Regions from separate parts of the Homo sapiens genome. Here region 2 is linked to region 1. Evidence: chromatin loops called from intact Hi-C (ENCODE). Cell type or tissue: heart right ventricle. All regions are shown on one strand. Links, peaks and the distances in the headings refer to the core of each region. The heading gives the core; the rest is flanking DNA.

Region 1 (2,925 bases), core at 303-2,802:
TATATATATATCCTGAAATCAGATTGTCCTCAAGCAAATGGTAGCTTTCTTTTTTTACATTTTACTTTTTAGTATTGGCCAACATCTCCACTCTCCCCATGGGACACTTGAGTCCAATCGTTATTATAAGATGTTAGACCTACTCTCTCTCCAGGACAGGAAAATGCCAGTCACCATGGGCAAGAGCTTTTGGCAGCTTTGCAGCCTTTAAATGCCTCATTTTGAATAAGCAAGGCACTTTCTGGAAAGATTTAAAACCATGTTCTATAAGTTGCAATTAGTGGCTTCCCACAAATTGCATATCACTGCAGCAAGTGAGGTCTCTCCAGAGTGCTTTGCTAACTGGCTTACAAGATTGTATGTTATTGTTCTTTAGGGGGAAAATATTTTCTCTTTTCCTTTTATACCCACTCACTTAGATACATATCATCATAGGTATTTACTGCAGCGGACTCTGGCTGTGTGTTTACAAGGCCCCCAACTAGGGATTAACAAAAGTAACACGGCATGTCACCTTTCAAAGATATTTTATTTTCTTGGCGGGAATGTTTTTCCATTTCATTTTCAGTATGTAGGTGACTCCTAACCTACACTAGTTTATTGCCTTACTTAGAGTAAATAAAGATGCCTGATAGCGAGGAAAACATATTTACAGCAGTTAAATATGACATTGTTGCCAGTGCTGAGCCAAGCTGATTTGGGTTCAGACAATAAAAGCAAAGCATAGCAAGGTAATATGAGAAGCTGATTGTTGTGGTAGCAAAAACTTTGAATTGCACCTATGCAGTGAATTCATACCTTTGAACTAGGGGAAATTTTGTTAAAGCCTTTTTGCCTTTGCTAAACAGGTTTTGGGAAGACTTTAAGAGAAAAAGTGTTTAGCAAAGGCAAAGTGTGGTTTCATCATTTTAGGAAGATAGCTAGTTGATGTGACATCAGCATTCAGGTGGAAGCTGAGTATTTTGATAGGCAGCCTCCAAACAGAAGCTGCCCTACTGGTCACTGTTAACTAGGAATCAATTCAGGCATAGTGCAAGGGTGTAGGAATAATGACATTTATTGTTTTTTAAAAAAACAGACATAATAGATTTAGAAGCCTTAGCCACTCCCCAGCATTTGGATGTAGACAAATCACTGGAGTGCTTTAGGCTTCTATTTCCCTATCTTTGAAATGAAGGAATTAGAGAATCTTTAGTATCTTTTCTAATCACAAGACTGCAAATTACATGAATTCAAATCCCAGGTTATTCTGTAATTCTGCCTTCGGAATACCATTCACCTTCTGGACCTCAGCATCCTATATCCTAGAGTAACAATAATGTGTGTCTTATAACATTTTTAAATTAATTTAGATAACATATGTGAAAAGTTCTAGCAAAGGGCCAGACACATAGTAAATATCTCAATACCTTTCTAGGAGCCTTGTTGATAATGGCTTGATTGAAAAGAAAAAAAAAGTTAAGACAATGATTAGGGGATTTTCCAGTCAAAGATTTCTGTACAGATGTGCCTTGACTTATGGTGGGTTCGTGTACCAATAAAGTTGAAAATATCTTAAGTCAAAAATGCATTTAATATACCTCACCTGCCACACATCATAGCTTAGCCTAGACTACCTCAAATGTGCTCAGAACATTTCCAATATCCTACAGTTGAGCAGAATCACTTGGCAACACAGTACACTGTAGAGCATTTGTTGTTTACCCCTGAGATGGCGGGGCTGACTGGAAGCTGTGCTCACCACCGCTGCCAGGCATTGAGAGAGAGTATGGTACTCATATCATTAGCCTGGGAAAGGATCAAAATTAAAAATTTGAAATGTGGTTTGTACGGAATGCCTATCACTTTTATACCATTGTAAAGTCGAAAAATTGTACCATAGTATGCCAGGGACCATCTGTATTTTTAGTAATTTTGCTTGAAAACAACTTCTGCGTACCAGACAGACCCCTACCTAAGGAAATATTTTTTCATTACCAACATTTGAGCAGGTTAGCAGAGGTGAGAGATCTGAATACAGAAGTGGAAACAACATTAGAAACAGCCTTGGAGGACATCCAGCAGCCCATGCAAGTGGCAGAATGCTCATGGACAAGCTGAGTTTGTAGGGAAACTGCAATTAGATAGACAGGAATTGACGTCCAGATTTGAGATGTGTGGAATCTGTGGGCATGATGTCATTGGTTTGTAGGGTTTATGCTCCATTTGTCCTTACAGAGGATCCCAGGAAAGAGCATAGTGTGAGGGAGGTCATGGGATTAAGGTGAGACATTGTGGCAGAGAACCATCTTTTCATCAAAACTGTGCACTCTTCCTTCCATAGTGTGGAGCGTGTACAGGAATGAAGCTGCTCACCCAGGACTTATGCTTTGCACCTTTGTGCTCCTCACATATGGCCATGTGCCCGTCCCCCCGTCCCCCACCCCACCAATGGCATCTGTGCAGAGTGATATGCGCCACTTCCAGGCTGGATATTTACACTGTGGTTACCTTCTGTCCCTTTTCTCTGCATCAGCCGCTGAATGAAGCTCTGCCCAGGCCTTAGGAAAAGGTGAAACCCCAACTAGCAGGGGCCCCAGTTCACCATATCCAGGAAGGTGTCCTTGAACCAGAAATACCCACGTTGTACTCCGACATGAACAAGAAATAGATTTCTATTATATTAAGCAACAGAAATTTTCAGATATATCAGTTCTCGCAGCAGGAAGGATGTATTGATAATGGCAACATGGATGGAGCTCAAAACATCACATTTAATGAAAAAAGAGACTTACATAAAAAAATTATAGACTATATTATTACATTCAAATGAAGTTCAAGAACAAGCAAAAGTTGTGGAAAAATATCAGAAAACTTGCTTCTGCTGGAGGGGTAGGATGGGATTTGACTGGGAAGAGGCCTAGGGGAACATGCTGGAATGATATT
Region 2 (2,925 bases), core at 260-2,759, 58 kb before region 1:
CGCACACCACAATGGTGGAGGAGGAAGAGAGGGTGTCTCTGTTTTTTATACATTCAGTGATCAGCAGGGTCAGATTCTCTACCTGTTTCTTCCAGTCTATTGAGAGATGCTCTTTTTCCTCAGGGTGGAGGCCTCATGTTCTCTCCTTTATAGGTGAACAATTTGAGTGCTTCAGACTAGTTCACATGAAACCAAGGGGCAGCCAGAGACTAGGGATGTGCTCCCATTAAATGCAATAGTTGAATAGTTTTCAAAATATTATCATTACAAAATAGTCACGCTTTTCCTCTTCATAGAGGAAGACAAACACTACTATGTTTATTTCCCACTTAAATCCCATTGGTTTAAAAAAAATCCTTAAGAAAAACGTTTTCAAATACTCTGAATCAGACTCAAGCTCAAATCAGATACACTTGTAGTTACAAGGGGCTGAGGTTTCTCTGTCTTTGTTTTAGGTTGTTGCTAGATAATACAAACAAAACATGCTAATAAGATTGACTTTATGGAAGGTCCCAGGAATATTCAGTGGGCTTTAGTGCAATGCCTAAGTAGCTGTTCTCAAAGCTAACGTTTTGTGAGTCTGCGCTTCAGCTGTAAACTAATTCCTTTATTTCTTTCATATGTTAGCAAGCGGTTCCATGAATGCTAACCATTCAAATAGATGGGCGATCTTTCCAAATGGTGACAGCATCCCCAGGGACACCACCACAGGGAAGGTTATTGATGGGAATGATTAGAGATTACTCATGCCAGCTTCAGAGAGGCCTACCAGCTGCTAACAGCAGTAAACCATTAGTTTTAAGTATTATGGTTGATTTTAAATCTGAGATCCTTTTCATGTGATGTAAACTCCTGCAAAAGGAGCCTGCCTTGTTTCATTAATTCTAACCTGCCAAAAAGGAATATATGCAGAGATAAAAACCAGACATATAGGTACTAGAAAAAAAGTGTTTCTATGTCTAATTTCAGTTTAAACTATTGACTTAATGACTAATTTCCAAAGTATTGACAGACCAATGTACTCATGACCCTAATATTGAGGCATATGTGTTAAATCTCCAAGGTTAAAAAAGTGACAGTCCCTCCAAATTAGAGTCAACTCAGTGATGGTTATTTTACATTAATAGTTAATCACTGTTGCTGCTCTAAGCCAATGGTTTCCACCTTGGCTATATATGGGAATCATCTGGGAGGCTTTTAAAAAATATAGATGCCTGGTTCTACTCCAAGACATGCTGATTTAATTGTCCTAGGGTGTGCCCTAAGCAGCAGGGATTGTAAAAGTTCTCCAGGTGATTCTCATTTGCAGCCGTGGTTGAGAATTGCTGCTCTAAGCAGCAACAGGACAAGGGCTTGAATGGTGGGGTGTAGGACATGAGGGAAAAGATGCTCGGTTGTCAAACGTCTGACCTGTTGCAGAACAAAAGGATGTAGTCTCAGTCCTAAGCAGGGTAACCCAGCCACCCGGTTTGCCCTGGACCATCCTGGTTTTAACACTCAAAGTCCCATGTCCTGGGCAGAATGGGATGGCTGGCCTCCCTAGTCATAAGGTCTGCAAAGAGAGGAGGGAGACAACTTTGGTCCAGAAACAAATAGTGTTAACTGGTGGAAACAAACAATGATCTGTTGACAGGAGGGGTCCAGAGCTAATCTGGTATGGACCAGCCAATATCAACGTCAGACGGGTCAAAGCCAAAGGGAAAGCCTTGGCAGCAAGGCTTGTTGACAATCCCAGCTCTTGTTAGCACATGTCTTAGCCTTGAATCCAACATAGCAGTCCCAGCTGTTCTGAGAAATGTCAGAGTGGAATCAGGTCCATCTGCCTCCCCAGGGTTATCACTTGTTGCCGTCTCTTTGAACCCACCTCTCCAGGCTGACTAATCTTCCTGAAGAATCCCACTCCCTCCTAGCCCCAGTGATGCCGTTCCATTGCCCTCAGTTAGGCTTGCTCAGTGCTATGCTGTTGCTGCTTCTTCCCACTCTCCATTGTCTAGGGAATAAGCCCTCTTCTTTAAAGATTTCCCAACCACTTTTATTCATTACTGACACCCCCCAGCAGACTTAAGACTTTTTGGAACTGCCACTATGAAATTTTAGTAACACAGGTGTGCTTTATATTGGCTTATGTAATGCAGCCCTTTGGAGAGCCACAAGCTATTAAAATGCAATTATGGTTTTTTGCTGCCACATCCACCCATGAAACAATCTTCACCCTCTTGTGGGGCTATACCACCCCCATGGAGAATGCAGGAACTAGTGTCATTCTCCCATTGAGTTTTCTACCTCCTTTTTATCTTATTCCCACTGTACCCTATAGAGACTTCTAGCATAACATCTATAATATTTAGTAACTCATAGTTCAAATTACTGACCCCATTTTTAAGGGTAGAGACCAGTTCTAATTATGTATATGGGGCATATATTTGTCTTTTAGACACTGGTAAATGCCAATCATGTTAGGTCCTCAAGAAACATTTGGTTGGAACAATGATTGTGTGGCCCACATTTTTCCAGTCTTCACTATATGTAATAAGACTCTCCACTTCCACATACCCCTAATGCAAGTCTGCTGGACTTTGTGTCCTTCCTATCAGGGCAGCCCCCAGGAAATATCTGACATTTGCTTAGAAACAAGTTTTTCTGGGTGTGCACAGTGGCTCAGGCCCGTCATCTAGGATTTTGGGAGGCCAAGGCGGGCAGATCGCTTCAGCCCAGGAGTTCGAGACCAGCCTGGCCAACATGGTGAGGCCCTGTTTCTACTAAAAATACAAAAATTAGCTGGGCAGGGTGGCAGGTGCCGGTAATGCCAGCTACTTCGGAAGCTGAGGCTTAAGAATTGCTTGAACCCAGGAGGCAGAGGTTGCAGTGGGCTGAGATTGCGCCACTGCACTCCAGTCTGGGCGACAGAGTGATACTTTGTCTAAA

What was found. Peaks named below come from ENCODE experiments on the same cell type or tissue, not always from the same donor. Only the 100,000 strongest peaks of a DNase experiment are listed, where the experiment ranks them.
Region 2: it touches region 1 in a loop (3-fold over the local background); 2 of 110 quality-filtered maps call a loop at or near these places.

What each region holds. Positions count from the first base shown.
Region 1 is chr15:93,883,661-93,886,585 of GRCh38, forward strand. No RefSeq gene overlaps it. Among named protein-coding and RNA genes, the nearest start is that of LINC01579, 15 kb to the right of the region's middle. In heart right ventricle, for the core only: no CTCF peak of the experiment used is centred there; no DNase peak of the experiment used is centred there.
Region 2 is chr15:93,825,228-93,828,152 of GRCh38, forward strand. No RefSeq gene overlaps it. Among named protein-coding and RNA genes, the nearest start is that of LINC02207, 30 kb to the right of the region's middle. In heart right ventricle, for the core only: no CTCF peak of the experiment used is centred there; a DNase peak (open chromatin) is centred at 1,694.